Linked DNA regions of Homo sapiens: region 2 is linked to region 1. Evidence: chromatin contacts called from ENCODE Hi-C or POLR2A ChIA-PET data. All regions are on one chromosome and are shown on one strand. Each heading gives the region's core, a stretch centred on a gene start or an enhancer-like site at or near the end of the contact. The rest is flanking DNA. Distances are from core to core; before and after follow the strand shown. Region 1 has its middle 16 kb from the start of TUT4. Region 2 has its middle 20 kb from the start of MIR4422.

Region 1 (6,843 bases), core at 3,077-5,576:
TCTCTAAAAATAAAAAAGAGTGCTATAGGCTGAATGTTGGTGTCCCCCCAAAATTCGTATTTTGGAACCTAATACCCAATGAGATAGTATTAAGAAATGGGGTCTTTTGGGAAGTGATTAAGTCATGAAGGTTTCATCCTCATGAATGGGATTAGTGTCGTTATAAAAGGAGGTGGAAGGAAACTGTCTTGCCCCTTTCACCATGTGAAGGTGCAGCAAGAAAGTGCCATCTTTGAAGCAGAGAGTAAGGCTTCTTCAGACACTGAATCCGCTGGCACGTTGACCTTGGACTCTATGGCCTCCAGAACTGTGAGCAATACATTTCTATTGTTTATAATACCCAGACTAAGGTATTTTGTTGCAGCAGCCAAAGAGACTAAGAGAGCTAGCCACAGCAGATGATATAGTTTGGCTCTATGTCCGCACCCATATCTCACCTTGAATTGTAGTTCCCATAATCCCATGTGTCATGGGAGGGATCCATTGGGAGGTAATCGAATCATGGAGGCAGTTACCTTCATGCTGTTCTTGTGACAGTGAGTGATTTCTCACGAGATCTGATGGTTTTATAAGGAGCTTTTCCCTGTTTTGCTTGGCACTTCTCCTTGCTGCTGCCACGTGAAGAAGGATTTGCTTCCCCTTCCTCCATGACTGTAAGTTTCCTGAGGCCTCCCCAGCCATGCTGAACTGTGAGTCAATTAAACCTCTTTCCTGGCCGGACGCGGTGGCTCACCGCCTGTAATCCCAGCACTTTGGGAGGCCGAGGCGGGCAGATCATGAGGTTAGGAGATCGAGACAATCCTGGCCAACATGGTGAAACCCCGTCTCTACTAAAAAATATATATAAAAAATTAGCCAGGCGTGGTGGCTTGCACCCGTAGTCCTGGCAACTTGGGAGGCTGAGGCAGGGGAATGGCTTGAACCTGGGAGGTGGAGGTGGCAGTGAGCCAAGATTGCGCCACTGCACTCCAGCTTGGCGACAGAGCAAGACTCCATCTAAAATAAAATGAAATTTTTTTAAAAACCTCTTTCCTTTATAAATTACTCAGTCACAGGTATGTCTTTATTAGCAGTGTGAGAACAGACTAATACAGCAGGAATGGCAATATGTGTAGGGAAATTCCTTTTACTGGGTGCCTACTGCATGCTGTGGGGCTGAGTATGATTGCTTAAAGGTGCTAAACTGGATGGCTGTAATCATAATTATTTTGGCCTCTTTTCATTTCACCTTAAATCATAAGCATTTTTCATGTTGTTCTATAGCTTTCATAAATACCTGTTTTTCCAGAGGTTAAATTTCATTTTATTCCTTTTAACACTTTGTTTTGTTTTCGTTAGCCTTTTACTCCTAAAACTTTTGTAAAATTATTTTTAACTTATAGCAATGCAAGAATATAAAATTTTAAAATTTATTATTGTTATTGTTATTTTTGAGACAGAGTCTCGCTCTGTCACCCAGGCTGGAGTGCAGTGGCACCATCTTGGCTCACTGCAACCTCCATCTCCCAGATTCATGTGACTCTCGTGCTTCAGCCTCCCGAGTAGCTGGGATTACAGGTATGCACCACCAGGCCTGGCTAATTTTTGTATTTTTAATAGAAACGGGGTTTCACTATGTTGGCCAGGCTAGTCTCGAACTCCTGGCTTCAAGTGATCCGTCTGTCTTGCCTCCCAAAGTGCTGGGATTATAGACATGAGCCACCGTGCCCGGCCTAAAAAAATTATTTTTATCAAAATGACTTTTATGTGTGTAAACGTTTAGTTGCCTGATGTTTTTAAACTTTTAAAATTAAACTTTTTCTGATTATAAAAGTATTAAAGGTCTTTTACAGAAAATCTAGAAAACATAGGAAAACATAAAGAAAAAATAATGATAACAATAATCTGTAACTCCATTATTTTAAGCTCACCAATTTAAATAACTTTTTGGCATATTTCCTTCCAGTCTTTTTTAAATGCCTTTTAACATGGTTGAGATCATATTTTGTCTATAATTTTTTACTTAATATTTTGCTGCATTTTCCCATATCTTAAGAATGTTTTATAAATACAGTTTTAGCATCTGCAAAATACTGCATTAAGAGAAGGTGCCAGAGTTTGCTTAACCAGTCCCTTATTGTTGGGCATTTAAGTTACTTCTAATTTTCTTCTATTATAAATAATGCTTTTTGCATAAATGCATAAAGCACTATAAGGTTATTTCCTCAGAGAAAATTCTCAGATGTGGGATTTCTATATCAAGTAGTGTGAAAATTTAAAAGGTTCCTGATATGCACTGCCAAATTGCTTTTTAAGAGGTTTGTACTAAATTCCACTTACCCTATTATGTGGGAGAGAAAACCAACTAAATGTCCTTAAGCTTTAAAAACGATAAGTTTCTCAGAATCTCTGGGCAAGGGCTATAGCATCCACACATGTATTTTCCTTTGAAAACTAAATATTGCCTGGTAGCATAAAGTCTCAGATTTTGTGGGGAGGGGTTCACACACTTTACTTCCCTTGACATCCCCAAGAACCCAAGAAACATACCTTTTAGTCAGCTAAGTACCTCCACCTTGCAAGCCAACAATATTTTAAAGAGAAATTTTCTTAAGGTTATACAACATCAACAAACTGTCTTGCTGGGTGTCTCTAAAGTTCCCCAGAGAATAAGATCACTCACAGCTTTGGAGGGAGGACTTCTAAGGGATCCCTGAAGGGATCGCCAGTTCTAGCAGATTTAGAGCTGCAGCTCAAAATTTTTCTTGTTTGTAGAGTCTTTGGTCTAGTTCCAGAGATCCCAGCCTTAGATCTCTCCCAACATTCCTCTGGGGCCCTCCAGACATCCACAATCTCAAGAGAAATTGCAAGCTTCTCACCACCTCTCTCGCCCATACATGCTCCGGCTCCCCCCACTTCATTCGCTCTCTCTCCTCTTCTTGTTCTCCCTAGCCTCTCTTCGTATCCTCTCCTCCCCCAACTGTCTCTCTCCTCTTGCTAAGTGTGCCCTCCTGAGTCTATCTTGTAAATTTCTTTCTAAGCTTTACTTTTAATATTCTTCCTTTCTCTCTCTCCCCTCTCTCTTGGCTGAGTGTTTGTGTAACTTTTTTCTAATCCCCCACCCCGACCCCGCCGGATTGTCTCAGACTTTTAGTCCTTTCCTCCTCTCTCAAGGGGACACAGCTGACCTTTCCTAGGAGTAGCCTCTTTTTTTGTCCCCAAACTTCTCACCCCTGGGCTCTTCTATTCTCTTCAAATGGCACACATGCCATCCCTGAATTTGCAGGAGTTTCTTTCTGCCTGTTTCACGCCAAATATAGCTTTTTTTTTTTCACACCATGTTACCAAGGAATAATCTTAGTAGACCACTGTTAATACTTCTAGACCCCACCATGACTTCCTTCTGGTATTTATCCTCATCATACACTCCACGAAAGGATCACTTATATTATGCCCATATTTTCCTCATTCTATCCAAATCAGGATACATAAGAGCAGAAGTCTAAGCCTACTTATAATTACAATAAGATAGGATATTTGAAATCTGGGCTGTCCTCGGAAATCTGGGACATAATGTTGCTATAAATGCCACCTATCCAGAATCCAGCTCTCAAGCAGTTTCATAAGCAAGCACTCTGAACATCCTCAGCATTGTCAGGAAGTTTGTATATTACACTCAGACTAAAAAAGGATTTCCTCTCATTTTGTCCATTCTGGGAATCAGAATTTTGACTGCACATCAGGTGGGGTCTGGCCATCCAGGTTGCTATCTAGAAATCACCACATAGGGGGATTCTTCACAAAAAGTTTTTGTGAGCTTTTTATGAAAAATCTTTCACTGAGGCCAGGCGCAGTGGCTCACACCTGTAATCCCAGCACTTTGGGAGGCCAAGGGGCGCAGATCATCTGAGGTCAAGAGTTCAAGACCAGCCTGGACAACATGGTGAAACCCCATCTCTACTAAAAATAGAAAAATTACACGGGTGTGGTGGCAGGCACCTGTAATCCCAGCTACTTGGGAGGCTGAGGCAGGAGAATCGCTTGAACCCAGGAGGCAGAGGTTGCAGTGAGCTGAGATCGCGCCATGGCACTCCAGCCTGGGTGACAGAGTGAGACTACATCTCAAAAAAAAAAAAAAGAAAATCTTTCACTGAGAAAGGTTGAACCCAAGTCTGAAATGAAAGCATACAGTTTACTACCCATTGATTGATTTATGCAGAAATCTGTATAAAGATCTCCAAAGGTGGCTTAGTAGGTTCTGTTTTAAACTTTCAGTTCCTCCTCCCTAGAAAGTTAGGGAAACCTCTTAACCAATACGAGTTCCTCTGATCTGAGCTGAACTTTCCTTCTTCCACTATCCAAATTCTGCTGATTCTTTTCTGTCCAGGATATTCATCTAAGTCACCATGGTTGTATATGCTCAAGGTTCACTTTAAGTACAGTCTTAATCTTGTTTCTGAGGAAGTTTGCTTTCTCCAGTAGGTCTGCAAAACTTCCGCTTCTTATTTCCTATTGCCCCTGAAATGACATTTCTCCTTGTGAATTAATATGGGCCTGCCTACCTCTAGGTAATCCTGTTTTTGTCATGTATCTGTATTGCATTTTCTGTCCACTTTTGTCCTCTCTTACAGTGAAGGGAGCATTTTAAACTTTTTTGTTTCCATAGAACAGTAACTTGCTGGTTGGAAGACCCGAGTTTAACATGGACCCTCGGAGAAACATGACCCCCGGAGAAACATGGAGAGCCTGAGACATCCTGTGTAATTCAATAAATATCCACCCACTCCCACCCCCACCTTTGCTGGCTACAGCAGCTGGGGAAGTCAGAGGGAAGGAGGTTTTTTATGTTTTGTTTTGTTTTGTTTTGTTTTGGAGACGGAGTTTTACTCTTGTCGCCCAGGCTGGAGTGCAATGGCATGATCTCAGCTCACTGCAACCTCAGCCTCCTGGGTTCAAGCAATTCTCCTGTTTCAGCCTCCTGAGTATCTGGGATTACAGGCACACACCAAATCGCCTGGCTAATTTTTTGCATTTTTAATAGAAACAGAGTTCCACCATGTTAGCCAGGCTGGTCTCGAACTCCTGACCTCAGGTGATCTGCCCGCCTCGGCCTCCCAAAGTGCTGGGATTACAGGCGTGAGCCACCGCGCCTGGCCGGAAGGAGTTATTTTTGAGCATTTTATGCTGCTCAGTCTTGTGCAGACCGCACATACTGTAGAGTTCATGCACTTTTCTCCCAGTAGTGACTTTCAGCTCTTGCTTTACATGTAGTTCCAACAAGCTTGGATATTTAGTTTCCATGTCTATAGCAGATCAAAATTAACAATTAATGGGTGGGGGTTGGGAGGCCAGAATAAGATAGTTAAAAGCACAGATTCTGGAGTCAAACTGAGTCTTTGAATCCTGTGCTGCTGCTTCCTAACTGTATGACTTTGAAGTATTTAACCTTTTAGCTTCAATTTCCTCATCTGTAAAATGGGAATAATAATAATAGCTATTTTGCACAGTTGGTCATAAAGATTAAATAAGTTAATATATATGAGGTGCCTGCATTTGTAAGTACTCTGTGAGTATAGAGAGGGCGCATTGGTAACAGTACTGATGAGATGTAGCAAAGAAGCAAACCAACCAAAAAAAGCGGAGAAAACAGAGCAATCTAGGATCCAACTGTGTAAGACAGAGGTTCCCAAACTTTCTCAGCTCAAAGGCACCTTTAGTGTCTCAGTAATTTTTTCATGGTGACTTCTCCATGCCCACTCCTCCTACAAAAAAACCAAAGTAATAATTCTCTTTATTAAGTAGTTAAGTCCAAACAACTTAATCAGTATTTACATCCTAATAATTTACTAACCATTTGAAATAATAATTACATAAGTTTTTATTCATTTCTTTCTTTTTTTTTTTTTTTTGAGATGGAGTCTTGCCCTGTCACCCAGACTGGGGTGCAGTGGCACCATCTCAGCTCACTGCAACCTCCGCCTCCGGGTTCAAGTGATTCTCTTGCCTCAGCCTCCTGAGTAGCTGGGATTACAGGCGTGTGCCACCACACCCAGCTAATTTTTGCATTTTTAGTAGAGATGGGGTTTTGTCATTTGGCCAGGCCGGTGTCGAACTCCTGACCTCAGGTGATCCACCCGCCTCGGCCTCCCAAAGTGCTGGGATTACAGCCACCATGCCCAGCATTTTTTTTTTTTTTTTTTTGAGATGGAGTCTTGCCCTGTCACCCAGGCTGTAGCGCAGTGGTGTAGTCTCGGCTCACTGCAACCTCCGCCTTTTTGTAGAGATGGAGTTTGCCATGTTGGCCAGGCTGGTCTCAAACTCCTGACCTCAAGTGATCTACCCACCTCGACCTCCCAAAGTGAGGCACTACACACTACAGGGTCTGAAAGCAGGGAACATAAGTCCGATTCATTCTGACTTCCTAGAACTAAGTCAAAGGGAAAACTCCAACTTACCACACCCAAGTAACAAAAGGACCAGAGGCTACTCCCTTTGCATCCCCCACTTTTCTGCCTGGCAGATGAAAAACTGAAAGTACCTGTGATTTGTCCTCTTCTGCAACCAATCAGGCTGGTCTCAGGCCAAGTTTTCATTTGCATAGGAGTATAAGTTTGTAACTTCACTTCAGCCTCTGATTGGTCACCTTCTGCAACCAATCAGATGTTTGCATGGGTTTAACTTTGTAACTTCACTTCCATCTCTGATTGGTTGCAGAAAGCAACCAATCAGATTGGTTTAACTTTGTAACGTCACTTCAGCCTCTGATTGGTTGCCTTCTGCAACCAATCAGATTAATCACAGGCCACTTCTTCATTTACATAGGGTGTACCTCAAGTAACCAATGGGAAGCCTCTAGAGGGTATT
Region 2 (6,843 bases), core at 1,461-3,960, 2.7 Mb after region 1:
GTGCCACTGCACTCCAGTCTGGGGTACAAGAAGGAGACTCGATCTCAAAAAAAAAAAAAAAAAATTATAAATTCACTTAGCATACAATGTTGCAACTGTACCCTTGGATATTTATTCCAGAGAAATGAAAGTGTATACTCAATGTTCAAACCTGCGCATGAATGTTCATTTATTTATAAGCATTTATTTATAATTGCTAAAAAATGGAGACAACCTAGATGTCCTTCAGTGGATGAATAGTTATATTGTGGTACATCTTTACCACGAAATACTACTAAGCAATAAAATGGAAAGGACTATTTTCTTTTTTTTTGAGACAAGGTCTCATTCTGTCATTCAGGCTGGAATGCAGTGGCATGAACATGGCTTACTGCAGCCTCAACCTCCTGGGCTCAGGCCATCCTCCCACCCCAGCCTCCCAAGTAATTGGGACCTGCTGATTTTAAATTTTTTGTAGATACATGGTTTCCCCATGTTGCCCAGACTGGCCTTGAACTCCTGAGTTCAGGTGATCTGACCACCTCAGCCTCCCAAAGTGTTGGGATTACAGGTGTGAGCCGCTGCATCTGGCAAGGAAGGGCCTATTGATATAAGCGACTAGTTGGATAGATCTAAAGGGAATTCTGCTGAGTGAAAAAAGCCCATTTCGAAGGATTACATACTGTATGAGTCCATTTGTACAATATTCTTGAAATGTTGTAATTACAGAGATGGAAAGCAGATTAGTATTTTCCAGGAGTTAGGATTTTGTGGGGAGGGAGTAGGAGTGCTACAAAGGGTAATACCATGGAGCCTTGTGGTAATGGAACAGTTGTGCATTTTGATTGTGGTGGTGGCTACTGGAAGCTACACATGTTAAAAAATTGGCAAGAACTACACACACACACACACACACACACACACACACACACACGGGAGTACCTGTATTACTGGTGAAATCTGAATAAGCTCTGTGGATTGTAGCAACGTCAATTTCATGGTGTTTGTATTGTACTACAGTTACATAAGATGCTAACATTGGGGAGAAGGGGGAAGGGTATATGAAACCATTGGGTACATTTTTTTTGGCAACTCCCTGTGAATCTATAACTAAAAAGTTTAAAAATGTGAATCAGATTCTATGTGTTCTCTTACTTTAAGTCATTTCAAGGCTCCCCATTGCAAGTAGAAGAAAATCCAGGTTCCTTACCTTAGGTTACCTGCTCCCTGCCTAGCTCTCTCTGACCTCATCTCACTCCTCATCTTATTAACTGAGCTGAAGCACACAAATCTCCCTTCACAGACACAGTGCTCTTCATGCTCTGCTCCTTCCCACCTGGGAGATGCTTTACTTGCTGTTTCCTTCCTAAATAGCTCTTCGCATATCTCACTGCATGTCTTGTTATCATTCAGGCTCACCTCCAGGTCACCTCCTCAGAGAAGCTTCCCTGACCTCCTGTTGAAAGCATTCTGTTATTCTCTAGTGCATTTTCTTCCCAGCACTTGCCAATATCTGAATTTATCTTTGTTTATTTGTCTTCCTCTATTAGAAGGTAAACTCTAGGAGAACTGGGACCATGCTATCTTATTCATAGTATTATCTCCAGTGGTAGAAAGTGCCTGGTGCTGGATTTCAAGGGACAGCCTACACGCACACACCCACAGATGTGCACACACACATACACTAAAAAGCACTCCTCTTCCTCCCCTGGGTTCTGGACAATTTCAATAAATATAATAAAAGGGTAAAGACAGAAGTAAAAACATCACCTTTCTTACTAACAAGGGATAGTTTAGAAGTGTAGTTTAGACAATGCTTACTGGCGAATTAGGCAGCCTTACCCCATTGGGTCCCAGGCAGCTCTATAGTGAATTAATCCCTCCTTTACCAATGCCAGGAACATAGGTGCATGCTAAATATTCTGTGAATGACAGAGGGAAGGAACAAAGGCTGTGATGAATTTCTGAGTCTTCACTCATATCGTCTCCCAGAATAAGGCACAGAAGTGGGACTGCTGATTTAAAGATACAGGGCTCAGATGGAAAAGATGCTAAGGATGGTTGGAGGCACAGGTAGGAGGCAGTCTGCAGAGAGTCTCAATGCCAGGCCCAGACACTGAGAAGCTGTTTAAGTTGAAGTTGGGGGTGGTCATATATCTTTTTATCCACCTCAGTCTGCTCATTTACCTAGGTGCCGTTTTCATTATTTGGGGGAGGTGTGAGTGATCGCTGTTTCTATGAGTAGGGTCACTTTAGTACTCCTTGCTGGTACAGTATTAAGCAACCCATCAGCCTTAATAGAGTTTATGTCTGTATCACAACTCTCTTGTCTCAAAAATAATAAAAGCACACCTAACGGGTCTACTTGTCAGTGACTATAAGGTGCCATATTAATCAGAAGTGGAATTTTTTGAAAAAGATAACCCTTGAGTTACAAACCGTCCCCACAGCATTTCCTTTAATGAAAAACGGAAGTTTGGGGAGCCAAATAGATTGTCTGGAGCAGTCTGGCTACAGCTATGAATAAGAGACAAAAAAGTAGTTGTCAGCACCATCAGGGGAAAGAGAAAGAATGTGGGTTAGGCAGAATACAGGTTATACACAAGTATGAGGAATAAACGACACCCCTAATTCCAGCAGCCTTGAAAAAGAAAACATTTAAGAAAGAGGAAATGTTGTTTCTACTCTGAGCCACCACCACTAAATTATCTCATTGACCAAATATTGCTCAACACTTAGATCCAGCTTTTTTTTTTTTGAGATGGAGTCTTGCTCTGTCACCCAGGCTGGGCTGGAGTGCAATGGCACGATCTTGACTCACTACAACCTCTGCTTCCTGGGTTCAAGCGATTCTCCTGCCTCAGCCTCCAGAGCAGCTGGGATTACAGGTGCCTGCCACTGTGCCCAGCTAATTTTTGTATTTTTAGTAGAGATGGGGTTTCACCATGTTAGCCAGATTGGTCTTGAACTCCGGACCTCAGGTGATCCACTTGCCTCGGCCTCACAAAGGGCTGGGATTACAGGTGTGAGCCACCAAGCCTGGCCAGATCCACTTTTTCTTGATGGTTTCTCTATTGTTTCTCCAGGTATATATATATCTGGAGGTGTATATATACTTGGAGGGGTGTGTGTGTGTGTATATATAATTTCTTTTCTATTGTATCTCTCTGGTTTGACTTGTGCCCACTGGGCAAGGTTAAGCCCACCTGTATGCTCTGTCAAATGCTTCAGTGTTGTGTGTGTGTGTGTGTGTGTGTGTGTGTGTGTGTGTGAGAGAGAGAGAGAGAGAGAGAGAGAGATAGGGGCATGGGAGGATAGAGGTATCAGAGGTCTCTGTGTAAAAACCAGATCTACTTACTGTTCTGGAATTGTTTTACGATCCGAAGGCTGTTACAGGTCACTAATGGCTTGGTGTCTTAGCTTTTCACCTTGCTTTGCTGTGGAAGAAGAGACCCTGAGCACCAGGAACAGCATGAAATGCAGGAAAGGGGACAGTAAAAGCAGTTTTACTTACTTCAGGATTTTACTTAATGCCTATTTGTAGAAACCTACTCATTGAAATGAACATACCTCTCCACGTCAATCAGTGGTGCTCAAGATTGCAGGAAAAAAGTTCTCCACCAGTCAACATTTGAAAATGTCTTTTTTTTTTTTTTTGAGTTGAGGCTTCACTCTGTCGCTGAGGCTGGAGGGCAGTGGTGTAATCACAGCTTATTGTAGCTTTGACCTCTTGGGCCTCAGCCTCCCGAGTAGCTGGAACTACAGGCACATCACCATGACTGACTAATTTTTGTTTTAATTTTTTTTAGAGATAGGGATCTCTGCTATGTTGACTAGGCTGGTTTCTAACTCCTGCCCTCAAGCAATTCTGCCACCTCAGACTCCCAAGTAGCTAAGATCATAGGTGTGAGCTGCCACCCCGGCCTGAAAATGTCTTTCAGTCAGAAATTTACCCATATTTGTAAAAATACAGGAGCTGCACCGCATAACCCACAGAAAACTTTTGAGCTTTCTGAGTTTTTGAGACGGACTTTGGGAATCCACTTTTCTAAGTTAGAAAGAAAATGTAAGCGTGCCTGTTTGTTGCTTAAATGTATTCTCACATATTTATCATTGTTTCACTCATACTGCCATTTAACTTTTCAACTGTTTATCCCTTGGTCTCCTAATGAAAAGGGGGACAAGGAGGGTGTGTCAGTCAGGGTCCCTGCAGGAAGCAGGCACTACATTCAGATGGAGTTTGGAAAAGAATTGAACAAAGGCTACCTATTTACAGAGGTGAAGCCAGGTTAGAGAAACAGCTAAGGCTGAGGAGGCACCCAGGAGTAGCCACAGGGAGAAGTCTGCTGCCCATTGGCCTAAAGGGGCCTTGTGGGAGCTGGAGTCATGAAGGAGGAGCTGCCTGGATTGGCATCTCAGAGGGGTCTTAGAGGGAATACATTACCAGAACCCCTGTGCAGCAGCAGAGAGGGATCAGTGAAAAGATATTGACCTCACACTTCTCTAGCTCTTAATCTTCCACCAGTGCCTTCAGTAACCAAACCCAGCTGGAACCCAGAGGACAAGGGAGCCCAAGAGATATGGCCTGTAGCAGTTCACTCCTTGGGACATAGCGCAGGGTACAGAAGGGCCCTGAACAGAAGGTAACAACAGCTATCATGTCGTCACTCCCTGGTGGGGTGCCAAAAGGGGTGAATTTTGCCAATTATTATTGGTGCCCTTGATATTCCAGGTGAAAGGAAAACTGGACTTAGCAGATTCCCTATGGATAGAACCACTCAGGAGAGAAGGTAAAAGTGGATGAGAACTTTGTGATTGCTTTTTTCTCATAATGAGCATGACATCACCTAGACTTGGGCTATGCAAGGAATGAAAGAGGAAAAGAAGATCACACACTCTCAGACTGGTCTCCAGAGGCAGTAGGCAGCCCAGATTTGAAGTAACTGCCCCAGGTCTGGGACAATTTCTGGCCTGTTCCTGCCGGAATGTTGTTCCATTTTCCAAGGAATTCAGGCAAAGGTTGATTTAAGAAGTCTGGTTTCTTTGAGAAATTGTCTTGGCCAAAGAAGAGCTGACTTAGCTCACCAAGTCTTCCATCCACAGGGACGAGCTTTTGTGACATGGCATCCTCGGTCTGGATGTTCCTGGCAAAGCCTGATGTGCACATAGTACTTCTAAAATATATTGATCAGAAATCATATTGCTCAAGACAGGGATTATCTTGCCATCAGAGCTAGCTTTGTGGATGAATGTACAGAGGGGTGAGATTTGATGGAAGGTGAAAAGTACCTTCCAAACCCCAGTGTTCTTTTTCAGAGGCCTGTTTCTAACTTGTTTGTGTTGTTTATTCATTCATCATCTGATAAATATATTTAGAGTGCAATGTGTCAGGCAGAGCCATCATAGTTCAACTCTAGCACCCCGCAACTTGTGCAATGCCATGGCCCTGTTAGGCTCTGTACTTGACCCAAGTGACATAAGGAAAATATGGTCCTTACCCTCTTAAGAACGTAACTGGTTTGCATATGTTCACACTTGCCTTTTCTCCAATTAATTATAGAACACGCATAGTAGTGATTGAAAAATACAGAGTAACCATGTGCCCCTCTGCTTAAAATCACTCAATGGCTTCCTGCTGCCCAGAAGGTCAACAGCAAAATCTTTCACAAGGCCCATAGGCCCTGAGTGAAGAAGACAGATGATAGATCACAGTACAACATTGGAAGTCCTGCAATAGACACTAACCAAGTGTTGGTGCTCAGAGGATAGAGCCTGGGGCTGTCCTCTTGAAAGTCCCACACCATCTATTACTTGGAATAAGTTATCAAGTATCTAAACAAAAACAATATTTCCTGGGAGGTGGGTGGTTAACTTTACCTGATAACAATTTTCAGATCTATTTGATAGAAAATATTGAAGCTCTTTCTACCTATGTTTATGTGCCTCTTCAGCATTTAGGCACTTAAGCCTCGTACATCCTAAAGTGTTCTCCCTGGACCCCACTCCCCCCACTATTCATATCCCCCTTTTTCTCTGCATAGCAAAACTTCTCAAAAGAATTGTCTTCTTCCTGGGAGGTCATTTTCTCATGTCTGTCATTCCTCATCTTCCAGCTCACTTCATCCTTTTTAATGATACCGTCATGCAATCAAAATGATTCTCACTAAGGTTAATAATGGCCACCATGTTGTTAGAACAACTGGCAACTCTTCAATCCTCAGCTTGCTCAACTTGCAGCAACATTTGATACTATGGACACCAGCTCCTTCTCAAAACACTTGCTGCCCTTGGCATTTGTGAAACACATTCTCCTAGCTTTCCTCTTCTTTCTTTGGCTATTCCTTCTTAATATTGTTGGCTGGATTACCCTCCTCCATGTGATCTTCAAAGGTAATTCCCAAAAGCTTTTCCCCACTTCTCTTTCTCTTGTCCCTCTATCCTCTTTCCCTAACTGAACTTATCCCCACCCATGGCTTCAATGATCACCTATACAACAATAACACTAAAATTTTATTTCATTAGCCTGATCTTCTCTTTTGAGATTCAGATTCGCATATATTGACTTTTCTGTTCTAAAAGGCATCTCAAACTCAGCTTATTTAAAACCAAACTCATGATGTCCCATCTACCTCAAAACTGGCCTTTCTACAGTGAATAACTCCACCATCTATCGATAAGTGTGGCTTCATTCTTAACACCTTCTCTCCATTCTTCCCAAATACCAAGTTCTGTTTTTTAACCCAACTGTCTCTCCAGTCTGAACATATCTCTCCTCCTCCGCTGCCATCTCTTAAGTCTAAGCTACCATCACCTCTCCTTAGAACTATGACAATGGCCTGCTAATTAGTTTGCACATGTTCACAC

The links. Hi-C counts contacts between places; a loop is a spot of excess contacts on that map. ChIA-PET counts read pairs that join two places held with the same protein, here RNA polymerase II (POLR2A).
Region 2: a map with no recorded cell type shows a loop between it and region 1 (6-fold over the local background). The contact joins two enhancer-like sites. A Hi-C loop is called at or near these places in 1 of 37 single-sample maps with no recorded cell type. POLR2A ChIA-PET finds 5 or more read pairs at or near these places in 1 of 52 experiments (activated T-cell).

The regions. Positions count from the first base shown.
Region 1 is chr1:52,565,290-52,572,132 of GRCh38, forward strand. No RefSeq gene overlaps it. Among named protein-coding and RNA genes, the nearest start is that of TUT4, 16 kb to the left of the region's middle. RefSeq lists an enhancer at 6,008-6,508. Within about 2 kb of position 4,327, at least 2 of the 41 ENCODE cell types and tissues checked have a DNase peak (open chromatin) inside an H3K27ac peak, as active enhancers do.
Region 2 is chr1:55,242,206-55,249,048 of GRCh38, forward strand. No RefSeq gene overlaps it. Among named protein-coding and RNA genes, the nearest start is that of MIR4422, 20 kb to the left of the region's middle. Within about 2 kb of position 2,711, at least 3 of the 41 ENCODE cell types and tissues checked have a DNase peak (open chromatin) inside an H3K27ac peak, as active enhancers do.